Linked DNA regions of Homo sapiens: regions 1 and 2 are each linked to region 3. Evidence: chromatin loops called from intact Hi-C (ENCODE). Cell type or tissue: A673. All regions are shown on one strand.

What was found. Hi-C counts contacts between places; a loop is a spot of excess contacts. Peaks named below come from ENCODE experiments on the same cell type or tissue, not always from the same donor. Only the 100,000 strongest peaks of a DNase experiment are listed, where the experiment ranks them.
Region 1: it touches region 3 in a loop (4-fold over the local background); 12 of 110 quality-filtered maps call a loop at or near these places.
Region 2: a loop joins it to region 3, with 5 times the contacts of the local background. A loop is called at or near these places in 52 of 110 quality-filtered maps.

The regions. Positions count from the first base shown.
Region 1 is chr6:4,207,734-4,212,733 of GRCh38, forward strand. No RefSeq gene overlaps it. Among named protein-coding and RNA genes, the nearest start is that of ECI2-DT, 74 kb to the left of the region's middle. In A673, CTCF peaks have their summits at 3,077 (motif pointing left) and 3,283; a DNase peak (open chromatin) is centred at 3,068.
Region 2 is chr6:3,976,462-3,981,461 of GRCh38, forward strand. It overlaps the pseudogene GLRX3P2. Among named protein-coding and RNA genes, the nearest start is that of PRP4K, 42 kb to the right of the region's middle. RefSeq lists a silencer at 1,834-2,128. In A673, CTCF peaks have their summits at 1,945 (motif pointing left) and 2,149; a DNase peak (open chromatin) is centred at 1,990.
Region 3 is chr6:3,739,478-3,744,477 of GRCh38, forward strand. All of the region lies in intron 1 of PXDC1 (PX domain containing 1), which reads right to left. Among named protein-coding and RNA genes, the nearest start is that of PXDC1, 9.7 kb to the right of the region's middle. In A673, CTCF peaks have their summits at 3,079 (motif pointing right), 4,739 and 4,947; DNase peaks (open chromatin) are centred at 3,114 and 4,784; H3K27ac peaks cover 496 bases.

The DNA of each region.
Region 1 (5,000 bases), 470 kb after region 3:
GAACTCCTCTGTAGCAGGCACAGCAGCGAGTGCCTAAGGGTGCAGAGCTGGGGGCCCCATGGCTTTCCTAGCTCCCTTTCTTGTTCCTAGTGTTTTAAATTACACTTTTATTCCAAGGAAGGGCCCTGATTCCAACCACATGAAGTAACTATATTGGAAAGCCCTGTGGACTCCAAAGCACTGTAATTAAAGAGCAAGGGATTCCTTTTCAGATAATTGAAAGGTGGTGGCAGAGACCCAGGAGTTAAATACTTTTAGGCCATGTTTGCATGTAGATTTTCCTCTTTAAACCTGTGCTTTTTGCCTGTGAACACTATTTTCCTGGACATCCAACAGCAATTTTTGTAAGAGTTTGAAACAGTAGGTTTGCCTTCACCTGAGCACCTCTGCAGGCCATTGACAGATCCCATGGTGCCACAAGCAGTATCTCTGCAACTTTCTGAGCAAGTCTCATCTGCCTCCTGGGGTTCCACATGGCCATCAGGGGCCATCACTGTTAAATGCAAAACTCATGACTTTCTTGCTATCTTCTCCCTGAGGATGAGGGAATAACTTCTCTTCTTTGTGCTCGCACACCACCCTGTTCCTGCCTCTATAAATAGCACTGGCCACACTGAATTAGAATTATCCATTTGTCTCCCATTTCCTCAGGCCATCTGGACATACTCAGAGTTACCCGTGGCACCACTCTCCAGGGAGCTCCAGCTTCTCTAAGCCCTTTTTTATCTTCCATTTATTCTGGGTTCTGATTTTGCCTTGCCTCTGCAGTCTTAAAGATGTTCTTGCTGTACAGTTCTTGACTTTCTGCCTTCTTATCAGCCCAAAGTGACAATTCTGTGGCCTCTGGTACCTACCCAGTGCCTGGCATAGAGTAGGCCTGCAATAAGTATGACTGGCCAAATGAGAGTTCTACTATTATCTTTATCATTATTTTCTTTCTCTTTTTTCCTCCAGTTATTACCAATGGGGTGATTTGGTGAGGGCCAGACTTTCCTTCCAAATTAATAAGTGCAACTCTTCTAAGAATCAGGTGGCAAGAACTTACAGTTCCTACGCAGTAGTCAATATATTCTTTCACTTGTGCAGCCCCTGCTTATAGCTGATTCCTATGAAATGGAATTTCTCAACAGTTGAATTGAAGGAAATTTGGATAACACCACCTAAGGTCACTCCCATAACTATCCCTCCATGCCAATCTCATGGCTAGATGGGAAGCCTTCAGGAATATGTTGGGCAAGTAGGTTCATGTCAACCACAAAAATCTTCAAAAGGTTCTTCCCCTGAACTATGTATTGCTAAGTCCTCAAATCTAGTAGATTTGGCTTTGCTTCACCTGTAAAACACACAGATGCAGGAGATAGAAGGATACCCAACCACTCTTTGGATTTACTGAATCTCAGAAATAGATGAAATGGCCCTAGAAGGCATGCTAAGAACCTGTAAGTTTATTGTAGCCAAATCTTGGTACAAACATGTTTCAGTATCACCATGGCAATATCTCCTCAATGAAATGGGCCCAATAGTCCCATAGACAGTTGTTTTGGGATAAACATAGAAACACCCTTCTGCTGTTAAAGCTTGAAACTTGTATCTGTTTTATGAGTTCCTTCCTCAGGAAAGGACCTTCGGGAAGTATCAAAGAACTGAAACTCAGCAGATCACTGCACCAAACACCTCCTTGCCCCACCCTAGTTCCTGTTTTCTTACACATTGTTACATTTCCTCGGTGCTCTATAAACCCCTAGTTTTGGTAAGTCAAGGAGATGGATTTGAGACTGAGCTCCCATCTCCCTGGCTGCAGCACCTAGTTAATACTTCTTCCTTGGCAATACTTGGCATCTCAGTGATTGGCTTTCTGTGCAGCAAGAATCAGGGCCTAGACCAAACCTCTGGAGTTTTGGTAACATCAACAGTACAATAATAAATGGAAATAAATAAAATAAATAAAAACATTGTATATAGTAGACCAAATGGTCATAGTTACTGTGAGAATGGGAGAGCAGAAAAGGCAGTTGAAGGAGGAAGCAAAACAAGGGGTCAAAGAGAGGCAGAGTCAATTATATTAAAATCCAGTTAATTTTAATATAATATATAATTTAATATGATAAATACATAAAATATATAAAAATCAGGACTTGGAATTTGAGTGTTACAGATTTAGAACCTATTTGAGGTCCACTCCAGTTGACTATTTTATGCATAGTAAATTGAATTTTGATTTCTAAACTTTAGTCTCCTGACTTGCTAAAGTGCTCAGGCCTTACATGGTACAAAGGGCTTAAAAAATGAGGCTTAACTGATTTGGTGTCCAAAGTCCCAGCTTGTTTGGTGGACCATTGGAATATTGCTGGGAGAACAATAACAATTTTGGGAGACCAACACAAGACCTTGTGTCACAGTGAAGCTTATGAACCTTGACATCACTTAAAGGCAAGTGTGTGGTTTTTTTTTTCTAGGATAGTTCCCCAAATTAGGAACATCTCTTGTGGACCCTTGTTTGAGAATAAACACTAGTGCTCTAAGTCATTGTTTCCCTTCAGGAGTACTTGTGCAGATAAATAGGTCACCCCAATAGCTGAGTGATCCCACAACCATTACCATCTTTGGTTATAAAACGATCTCCACATTTAGATTTTGAGCTCCTGGAGGGGAGGTCTCCAATATTCTTTACTTTCTTTAATTTCTCAGCATCTTGCACATTGCATGTGTACGGTTAGGTGGAAGCTTCACGAGTGTTTATTAAATGATTGATCAGAAGAAACAGGGAGAGTAACTTCATGTAACTGGAGTGGCTTATTGAAAAGTTTGTCACCAATCCCTGTTCCTGTGTAGTAAACTTGTAACACATCTATGGCATTCCATCTTAAATTGTGGCTCCTACTGAATAGTACGCACATCTCAAGTAGACTTGGAGGCTCTGCTCACATGGCCTCTGCACCCCCTCTCATAGCTTGTTTTCTGATGTACCAAGGAGATTCTTGTATCTTTGAAGACTGCTAGCTCTAAGGCAGTTTCTTGTTTTTTCTCATGAAGGCGGTGAGGAATAGCCTTATTTTGAATCACTGTGACCCCTTGTGGGCATGTGTGGGGACTGCACCCCAACCTCTGTTCTAAGTAGTAGGCCCCATGCCTTGCTTGGGGCCACCTTGGCTCACTCTCCACTGACAATCTCAGTATAGTCTCCTCTCCTCCTACCGCCCCCCGCCCCCCGCCTCACCCACTGAAGACTGAGTGACCTGGAATAGGAGTATTCTAAACTGGAAGGCTTAATTCAGTGTGACAAGGCAACCCTATTAATTTGCCTCTGCCTTGAGTTGGGATTTCAAATCTCTCCCTGTGTCTACAGGATTGAACTGGCATGAAGTGCATTAGCTTCCCACTAGAGTTGGTGCAATTCTGCTTCAACTCCCTCTCCATCTCCCTTGGTGACTTCTTTACACCAGGAGGCAACCTGCCTTTATGGTTCTCCTTCAGCAAACACACACTTTTCTCCCCCAGAGACAGGTTTCCATGGAAACCAATCCAAGGGGAAACATTCTGGAGAGGTAGAGTTTGTGGTGTAAGGTATGGTGAAAACCACAAGAGGGGTGTGTGGAGAAGGCAGTTATGTCAGGATTATGTTAGAAATGTGAACAAAAATGTACTGAGGCAGTAGGAAAGCACATTAAACTTTAAAAGTGTTTTTAAATGTTGCTATTCAATGGGAGTGACATATCCTAGTGAAATCAGAAGGCCGTAGAGTGCCCACTGTGTATGAGGCATGATGCAAAGTGGAGGGAAGGACCCAGGTGGCAGATGTGGCCTCGCCTCAGGGAGTTTGCAGCCTCTTTGGAGAGATGAGATGGGCACACCAGACAATAGTACATCAAAGCAAAGAATGAATGGGACCCACACGACCAGAGAGGATGCAGCCATGACTCCTGCTTTAGGCCAATCATCTTACCTTTAGAAACCAATTTTTTTTTTATTTGACTGCTCTATTATATTAAAACAAATAGGCTGGGTGTGGTGGCTCATGTCTGTAGCCCAGCATTTTGGGAGGCTGAGATGGGAGGATCGCTTGAGGCCAGGAGTTTGAGAGCAGCCTGGGCAAGATGCGAAACCCCATCTCTAAAAATTTGTTTTAAAAAAATTAGCTGTGCATGGTGGAACGCACCTGTGGTTCTAGCTACTCAGGAGGCTGAGGTGGGAGTTCGAGACTGCAGTGAGCTATGATCGCACCATTACACTCCAGCCTGGGTGACAACGTGAGACTTGATCTCTAAAAAAAGTGAACTAATAAATAAAATAAGCAGTTAGAAGAACATAATCTATACCATGGTGAATTTAAGGAAACTCAATCTGTAGTCCCGAGTCTCAACCCCAATCAAAGGAAGATTTTAAAATATAGGAGTTAGTAAGGCATGCTTTTATAGTTTTGGAGATGAACAAGAAGTTAGATGAGTGGGACAGAGAGGAAACAATGGTTTACAACCTTGGCTATGCATGCAAATCACCAAGGGAGTTTTAAATACTACTGCTGCCTCCCTATCTTGGAGATTCTGACTAGCTTGGTTTGAGTCCAGAGAGCATGGACATTGGGATTCTTAAAATTTTCCCAAATGATTCTAGTGTGCAGCCACGTTTTAGAACCATTGGAAGATCCCATTCCTAGCACCTTCCTCCTCCAGCTACTGCAAAACAGGCACACATACACACACGCGCGCGCGCACACACACACACACACACACACAGTTCCTACTCTTATAATTTTTATCTTTGCAGAAAATTGATTAAATATAAACAGAATGGGACAGAGCTTTCAGTATACTCAAATTCAATAAGCAGATAATTATGTTTATATGCCAATGAGGGGGTGATATGGCCTGGAGGTGTACCACTCTAATGGATTGTGGGAAGACTTCAAATAGGTTTCCATAACTCTAATGTGCCTCTAATTGTGCTCTAATGTGCCTCTAATGTGATTGCAATAATGTGTCTCTGACCTTTGATATATTTCC
Region 2 (5,000 bases), 240 kb after region 3:
CTTTATTCTTGAAGTTTCTGTGCGACATTGTTCTGCTTGTTCTGGTTGCTATAGTTTTCTCTAACTTTTACTACAGAGCATGGGAGTGCCAGATTACCAGGAGGATCTCCTGGAGCCCAGGTACTCCTTGCCTCCATTGTGCAGTAGCCAACCAATTTACCCTTGATAATCAAGATCAGTTGTCCCATCTAGCAAAGAAAACATTTGTCTGACAAAGTGACCAGATGAGAGTCTCAGATTCCTGTTAAATGGACTCACTGTTGTGTTCCCTGGTGGAAGTATTCCTGCCCTGGAAACCCAGACCTCTAAACTAGCAGAGTTTAATGTTGTGGGGATAAAAAAGCCAAAACTTTGGTAGATCATTAGATGTACAGTAAAAGACACTACTCCCATTTGCATTCCTTGATTTTTAAAACTTCGTATCTTTGCTGTGGGGGAAACTACATCATAAATGAGTCACTGATTCGGAGTATGTTCTGCATCTCATCGGGTACTAAATCAGCTCCACAAAGTTATTTTATCAACTGGCACCATAACTGAATCTTCAAAAGCCCATTCTGCCACTCTATCAAGCCAAGCTTCAGGATGATGGCAAACATGGTAAGACCAGTGAATTCCAAATAAAGGCATTCACAACATCATGCTTTCGTGAGCACATTGCTGCACTTCATTTGCTGTGAAATCAGTTCCTTGTCAGAAGCAAAGCTAGGAAGAGTGCCACTATCATACATTAGGTATTCTGTAAGTAAGTCCAGAGATGACCATTTTGGAGGAACCACTGTGGACAGGGAGGGCAATCCATCCATCTCCAGTGAGAACAAAGCAGTGCTTCTGGCAAGATGGAAATGGTCCACGTTACTTAAACTGTTGATTCCCCCAAATAACAGTGCCACATCATGGGCTCAATGTTTGTCTCTGCTGTTGGCAGGCTGGGCACCCTGCAGGAGCCATTTGCAAATCAGACTTTCACCGAGCCTAAGCTCAGCTCCATCCCTGCCACCTTGGGAACAGAATTCTGGGAAGTATAGTTCCCAACCTCAGAAGAACGGTGGTGTCATCAGGTTGACAAGAGGCAATCCAGCACAGATGTTCTCCTTGCCTCTCAGTGTTCTGAAAGGTCATTCCGATGTGCTGGGCCTTTCTGCATCACTGCAATGGGCACTCAGGAAGCCCTTTCTGTACAAAAGCACATGTTCTCAAGTTCGTGTAGATTTTTATTATTTTAGTTTCTTCTCCTTTGTTTACTCTGTTCTCTCTGGAATTCCTAATATCATGCACCTCTGAGTTGATTCTCTAATTTTCTTATCTTTTCCCTTCCCTTCTCTCCTTCTGTCCTCCACACTGCCTTTTTTGTTCTTTCTGGGATATGTTATTGACTTTATCTTCCAAAGTATCTGCTTATTTATTTGAAGATTTTTAAAGCTTTTTATTTTTAAATAATTATAGATTCACAGGAAATATTATTTCAAAATTCAAAAAAAGGTACTGGGATGTCTCATGCACCGCCCCCCCAGACTCCCTCACTGTTAACATCCTGAACGACTATAGCATAATATCGAAAATGAAAAATTGAAATTGGTGGTGGCGGCAGCACGGTGGCAGGGGCAGCAAGGCGGCTGCAGCAGCTGTAGAAGAGGTCAGCTCAGCCGGCCAGTTTGAGGAGCTGCTGCGCCTCAAAGCCAAGTCCCTCCTTGTGGTCCACAATGTGCACAGATGAACGAAGTTATGGCAGAGTTAGCTAAAGAACACCCTCAAGTTTCATTTGTGAAGTTGGAAGCTGAAGGTGTTCCTGAAGTATCTGAAAAATATGAAATTGGCTCTGTTCCCACTTTTCTGTTTTTCAATAATTCTCAGAAAATTGACCGATTAGATGGTGCACACATCCCAGAGTTGACCAAAAAAGCTCAGCGACATCTAGTGGCTCCTTCCCACCCAGCACTGATGAACATCTTAAAGACCAAAAAAGCTCAGCGACATGCATCTAGTGGCTCCTTCCCACCCAGCACTGACGAACATCTTAAAGAAGATCTCAACCTTCGCTTACAGAAACTGACTCATGCTGCCCCCTGCATGCTGTTTATGAAAGGAACTCCTCAAGAACCACTCTGTGGTTTCAGCAAGCAGATGGTGGAAATTGTTCACAAACATAATATTTAGTTTAGCAGTTTTGATGTCTTTAGATCAAGAGGTTCGACAGGGGCTCAAAGCCTATTCCAATTGGCCTACCTATCCTCAGCTCTACGTTTCTGGAGAGCTCATAGGAGGACTTGATATAATTAAGGAGATACACGCATCTGAAGAACTAGATATAATTTGTCCCAAAGCTCCCAAATTAGAGGAAAGGCTCAAAGTGCTGACAAATGAAGCTTCTATGATGCTCTTTATGAAAGGAAACAAACAGGAAGCAAAATGTGGATTCAGCAAACAAATTCTGGAAATACTAAATAGTACTGGTGGTGAATATGAAACATTCGATATATTGGAGGATGAAGGAGATCGGCAAGGATTAAAAGCTTACTCAAATTGGCCAACATACCCTCAGCTGTATGTGAAAGGGGAGCTGGTGGGAGGATTGGATATTGTGAAAGAGCTGAAAGAAAATGGTGAATTGCTGCCTATACTGAGAGGAGAAAATTAATAAATCTTAAACTTGGTGCCCAACTATTGCAAGAAATACTTAATTACATTGGGAGCAGTTCATGATTTAGTCCTCAGAAATGGGCTAGGAATAGAAAAATCCTGCTTACTCAGTTACATGTTTTTTGTATTTCACAATGTCGTGCTAAATAAAAGTATGTTACATGTTTTCCCACTAAAAATAGAATGCAATAAACATCTTCAAATTATTAACAATAACTGTATAAAAAAGTGTATCTTTACAGCAATATTAAACATACAGCTACTAGAAAAAAACTGAAATTGGTACAATCTACAGAGCTCATTCAGATTTCACAAGTTACACATGCCCGTGTGTGTTTGGCATAACTTTTTGCAATTTTATCACTTGTGTTGTCTTGGATAGCCACCATCACAATCAAGATACACAACAGTACCATAGCCGTAAGAGTCCCGCATGTTACCACTTTATGAACATACCTATTCCCTCTTCCCCCATTCCTAATCCCTCACAACCAGTAATCTGTTCTCCATTTCAAAAATGATGTTTCATCAATGTTGCATAGATGAAATCACGCAACATGCTTAAGATTGGCTTTTTTTCACTCAGCATAATTTCTTCTAAGCTATGTGTGTGTTGTTTTTCTGTTTTTACTGTTAGTAGTATTTCCACAGTATAAATGTACTACAATTTGTTTAATCATTCACTCATTACAGAACATTTGGGTTGTTTCCAGTTTGGAACTATTATAAATAAAACTGCTATGAACATTTGCATATCTATTTATTTATCTTAGTCTCTACTCTATTATTTATTTCTAAAAGTTCTTTCTTGTTCTCTCATTGTTTCTTTTCTATAGCACCTTCTTCTTGTTTTATAGGTTTAATATCTTTCCTTATCTTTGCAGATTTTAATTTTAAAACAAATGTTTTCTTTTTTTTTTTTTTTTTTGGAGACAGGATCTCGCTCTGCTGCCTAGGCTGGAGTGCAGTGGCTTGATTGCGGCTCACTGCAACTCCGCCTCCTGGGTTCAAGTGATCCTCCTACCTCAGCCTCCCTATCAGCTGGGACTACAGATGCATGCCACCACACCTAGCTAATTTTTGTATTTTTTAGTAGAGATGGGGTTTCACCAGGTTGGCCAGGCTGGTCTTGAACTCCTGACCTCAGGTGATCACCCATCTTGGCCTCCCAAAGTGCTGGGATTACAGGCGTGAGCCACCGCACCCGGCTTTTAAAACAAATGTTTTCTTCTATTCGTTGCATTGTCTCTGTTACCTATGAGTTCCTCTGCTTCTGATTAAGAGTCTGTTCTTCATGTGAACACTTTCCTCAAATATCTGATGAATCTTGCTTATGCATTTATATTTAAGAGTGAGGCACTATAGAGTTTATTCCTCACCAGTGAGGCTAGCTTCACTGGTGAGGAAATTGGGCAGTTTAGTAGTCAGGGTAAATTAGGCTATGTTGTGTTAACAAACAACCCCCAAATCTCAGTGGCTTAGCATAATAAGGGTTTATTTCTCACTAATGTCACAGTCCAACGTGGCCTCCACAGAGGTGGAAGAAAGAGCATGAATGATTGTTTAAAGCCTGAGACACCAGCTCATTCACTATGGAATCTCTCAGAGCAGAAAGCCCCAGTAGAAATTATTAATATGGATAAATCAAAAAATCACAGCAAACACATGTCATCATTGGAAGCTATGGAAATAACTATGAGAAGACATAACCCAAAAACATTTAAAGTATTTATGTCTGTGGAGCTGTGAATACTGGCAGGGAAGATTGGGGCCTTTCTGTACTGATAGATATTTCTTAAATCCTTGATTATATGTTAATTTTATTAAAGGAATACATAAATTTGAAATTAAAAACAAGGATAAGATGAGCATCCACCTGAGTTGCCCATGTCTGAGGAAATGCACTGTTGAAGATGTCATCCACTGTATCAGGAAATCAATATTTCCTATCCAAATCACCAAATGCTAAATCCCTCCTACCGAGTCCTGTATTAGTCTGTTCTCACACTGCTGTAAAAAACTGCCCAACACTGGGTAATTGGAAAGGAAAGAGGTTTATTTGGCTCACAGTTCTGCATGGAGGCCTCAGGAAACTTACAGTTATGGCACAAGGAGAAGCAAATATGTCCTTCTTCACATGGCATCAGGAGAGAAAAGTGCCAGCAGAAGAAATGCCAGACATGTACAAAACCAAAGATCTCATGAGACTCACTCACTATCATAAGAACAGCACGGGGGAACTGCCCCCACGATCTAATCACCTCCCATGAGGTCTCTCCCCCAACACGTGGGGATTCCAATTCCAATTCCAATTCAAGATGAGATTTGGGTGGGGTCACAGAGCCAGACCATATCAAGTC
Region 3 (5,000 bases):
CCCAGGCGGCCAGCTGTGCAGGGCACAAGGGTCCAAGAGGGGCAGGGTCCGTGGTCTGTGACTCAGCCACTGGAAAACCCTGGGGCCTCTGTCCACGTGGCCTGTGCCTACGCCCAAGCACGATGCCCTGGCCGTCACCAGAGGAAGGGGCTGGACGACCCTCTGCCGTGTTCTCCAGCCTCGGCCCACCTCCCCACACGCCGGGGCAAGCAGGGTGGAGAAGGAAGAAAACGAGAAAACAACAAAAGTACCAGACTCTCCGGATGCCTCCTCCCAAGCCCTGAATTCCTTGCATAGAATTTCAAATATTTATATACCGCAATTTACATAGAATTTCAAATATTTATATACTACAAGATGTATATATGCACCACTCTTTCAACCAAAATGCTTTGATCCCCTGCTTGCTCAGGGAAGTCTACCAAGGAAAGGGGAGCCAATTCAAAATTCTTAAAAAGTTGTTTTTAAAGAGAAGACAATTATATAACTCATTCCCACAAAGTGCTTCTTTATTCTAAGACAAGCAAAACTACTGTTATATTTCAACTTTCATTACAGCTAGAATACTAGCTTCCAGTTGATCAAATGAATGACATACTAGTTGTACTCAGTTTACAAGATCGGCTTCTTGCAAAGTCAATGTATCCAGCACATGTATACCCATTTCATAGGACAGAAAGCGTGACCTAACAATTTACAGGTATTATAGAGGTTTATAATGCTTTTATCTTTGCTTTGCTGACATATCTTTGGCTACATCTTTGATTTAATTAATGTGCAGCTCTTGGTTGGGTTGATAACCTCCAAGGGTCACATTAGGGAGATAAATATATTCTGCGGTACACTGATCTCCTTTTAGTATGGCCAAACTTGGCAAATAAGACACGTGATGCCTAATTAAATACGAATTTCAGATAAACAATGGATAATGCAATAGCAGGGACAGACTTACACTAAAAACATATTTGCTGTTTGACATTCAAACTTAACTTTGGGTCCGGTATTTTATCTGCCTACGCTATCTTCTTTGTGACCCATCTTCCAGACTGAACTACAGAAAGGCAAGTGTACCTGGTCAGGCCTCTGGAAACCGTGTTAGGATTTTAGTTGGGCGTGCAGACTCTTCATGACCTGCTCCTAGCCCACCTACCTCACCAGCTCTGTGCCCTGTGAAACACACCCTCAAGCCAACCCCGAGAAACAGGCCCTCGCTTCCCAACAGCCTCCAGGTGAGCTGTCCTCCAGCCTCCTCCACCTCCAGGCTCATGATGGGGCAAAGCCCACTTAGGCAAAAGCCACCTGCTCTGTGATGATGGGACTGGCTCCTGCCTGTGGGTTCGGAAAGCCCATCCCACCCTCTACAGCCTCTTGCTCCTCTGCAATGACTGTGCCTTCACCTGGGGGTCTCCCCAGAGACTAGTGAGAGTCATAGGGCAGGAGGCACCTTAGGCTCATCTCCCTGTGACCAGCAACCAGCACAGTGCCTGGCCCATGCCAGGGATGCGATGTTCGCTGGCTGTGCTGGCAGAATACACTTGCATCAGATGAGACAGAAGTGGACAGGTGTTAGTCACTCTCCTGTGTGTGCACCAGCTGCCCTTGGGCAGCACCCCAGTCTCGGTCTTCTCGTCATCACCTCAGCCTGACCCCAGACACAACCGACCAGCAGCAGGCTCTTCGGTCACCAGCCTCGAAGGAGAGTCTCGAGGGCCAAGTGGCACTAAAACTGCTGAGCCACACTGGTTTGATTTTATTTGTGGAAATGTGCAGAACCACATTGCTTCCTTTCACCTGCTTTTATGTTTCTGAATGGAAGCCAAACTGTGTTCCTTGGGTGTGTAAACATCCTTAACAACCAAACAAAAGGAGCCTGAGAAAATTTAGATGGGGAAAGTGAAGAGCTGGAATCCCTGCCTGGAAGCACAGAAATGACGGTGCTTATTTTTTAAGCTCTAGGATTTTAGTTAAGGGCACGTCCATTATTGAATTCCCCATTCCGGCTCCCGGTGGCAACCAAGCTGGCAATCTGGATCAGCTTTCTCAGGACACTGTGGTCCTTTCTCCACGGAGACAGTTCACCTGAATGACAACGAGCGCTGATCCCTTCCCCAGGAGGGGCCGCAGCTGATTCATGAAGTGATGAATTCTGCTGAACTTACTGAAACCCACCTGACTGACAGCAGCACAACTGGGCTGCTGTTGCTCCAGCTGCTACCACCAGAGCTCCAGAGCACGGCGACAAGAACGCAGCGCGGGGCTGCCTTGAGCAGCAAACGCCTCCCCGCCCCCACTCAAGAAGTGACACTGGCAAGAGACTACAGACAGCCTGGCCTTCCTAAAATGCCAACGCTCCCATTTCCCTACTCCCCTTCAATTGTTTTTAAAATGTTTCAAATACACCAAACGGATGGGTGTATTTAATGTGGAAGGAAAACACTTTTTAAAAAAAAACTGTACAACTGTCCACTGGGACCACAGTGCAGAAATAAAAGAAATCTTCATCTTGCAATTTCTGATTGTTTTATATTCACTAAGGTTTCTCAGTTTCACAGCTGGAAACCTCAAGCTCCTGCTGCCAGCATGCCAAATTACAAATACTCAAATTTATAAAGAAAAAGTTCTGAGCAGAATCCACGCTGAAGACACTGCTTTATTTTCCAGGAACAGACAAGAACTATGAGTTTAAGAAATACTGCTTCCCCCAAAGCAAACTATTGAGTGCATCTGCGTTTCTTTCTATCCTACCTGTTGTACTCCTCCTTTGTGACTCAAGTGCTTTGGCTTCCAAATGGCTAGTGGATTCTTTCCAAATGTTGTCACCTGTTTACCATAAGCAACGATTTGAAAACTTGTTTTCAAAACTGCACTTAAATACAGTAATTTTAGATCATCTAAAACTTTTGGTTTTTATATTCCAAATATTGTTGATGGCATGACAATTCTGGGGGTTCCTGTCCGACTTGGTTTCACTGCCTGAGATCGCACGGATGAATACCGCAGGCAGGTGAAGAGGGTTGCCTATTCTGCCAAGCGAACCTGAAAACGGAAGCAGAGCCGCTTCGCTCGGGTCTTTCAGGACTGACCAGCAGGGGGCGCGCGCACTCTGCGGAAAAAGCAGGATGGCGTTCACTGCAACGCACGCTTAAGGAAGTTAGCCTCAGAGTTCACAGCCCCGGAAACTGTTCTAATTTCTGATAAATAATCACTAATACAACCTCAACTTTAAAAATTTCATCCTACACAATTTGTGACATGAGAATTTCATCCAGATGTAGCCAAACAATTAAGAATTTGAAACCAAAAAATTGGTAACACAATTGTACATAAATTCCGGTGGGCCAACTGGACACACATTTGGGGACTGAGTATCAACAGGGGGCTGCCAGCGTCACTTTTCTTCCTAAAGGAGTTAGGTCTCGAAAGCTGAAAACACAGCGTTGTATCTGTCAATTTGGGGATTAGCTGCTTTCTGCAAACACAAACACCTGATTTGTTCTTGGAATCAGAACTGAACGCGCTGGAGGCAGTACAAAAATCTGACAGTGAGAGCCAACGTTAACAAACACCGCTTCCGGATCTCAGAAACCTGGGTCCAGAGTCCCACTTTTTTGGGAATTGGAGGCTTTGGGCTCAACACTTGCGGTAACTGGCCCAGCTTCCTCCAGGGAGGACCTTGGCCATCTGACTCTAGCGGGAGGGCTTCCTGCTGCTGCAATTCTGAAACTAAAGGCAGGATGCTGGCTCGGGTGCGCTGGGAGGTCACACGTTAAAGAGCGTCCACTACCCAAAGAACAGGCCTCTCTGAGCACTCAGAGGACGCGGTTCCCACACGCACACAACAGTCGGCCCCGGGGAAATGCTCTGCAAAGTGAGCTTTAACAAACTGAGTCAAACCATAAATTACATTTATATTGTTTCCTTTCCATTTAACAAATGTGCCCATCAGCACACTACACAGATGCAGAGGTGAAGGGGGGAACGCAGCCTCATCTTGTATGCTGCACGGGAGACACACATTCTTTAAAGGTTGACTATAATACACATCTTGGAAACTAAATATCTAAAATGTTTTAGGAAAGCCTTTAAAACTTCCTAAGTACCTGTTTTCTAAATAGGCAGTCAATGCTGAAGCAGCAGCGAGTTAAGAACTGACTAGCTGGTTATTCAATGCATAACTAAGCAACCCAGGGAAGTTCTAACTCCCTGGGAACCTGAGGCTGCTCTTCGCTATCCGAGACTGACACGTTTCCACCTGTGGAGTGTCACGCAGTATAACTGTACAAGGAGAGCGAGATTGCGGCTGTGTGGACACCAGGACAGAAGGCCTCCCCCACACCTCCACGCTGCAATGCATCAGGGGCGCCCAGCGGCTGGTCCACAGCCACCTCTCCTCTACATCTTTTCAGGAGTGAAAAGCTGAGCTGAGAATGCAAGAGGAAGAGATGGAAGTGGCTGAGGAAAAACAGAACACCCGGAGGACCCAAGCTGGGGGCTGAGGGAAGTCTCTCTTCCTCCCTCTGCAGCAGTGGCTGCCTTCTGTACCTGGGAGGTGGCTCCTAGAGCGACTGGGAAAGAAATGTTTGACTTAAACTTACTGAGCTCTGCTCTGCTCTTCCCGTAATCCTGCCTTCTCTAGGCTTTTTCATTATTTTCCCCACTAAAAGCCAAATCCTCTTCCTAAATTTTAGACTCAACATTCTCCAACAGCCATCCACTTAGCCAGTCCGTCCTGCAGCATCACAGGTTCCCAGGGGGAGCAGCCCACTCAGGCAGGAAGGAAGCACTTCAGTCGCTCTTCCCAAAGCACCCATGGCTCCTCCTCCACCAGGCTGGGGATACCACGGCCAACAAGATGGGATCCCGGCCTCCTGGCACGTCATGCTAGCCAGGAGGGCCAACAGGAGGCAAACACAGACCACAGACTGTCCCCTGCCTGGCAAATCCAGGTGCCAGGAGGATGCACAGCAGGGGATCCCCCCCACACTCCCGGGCAGGAGGCG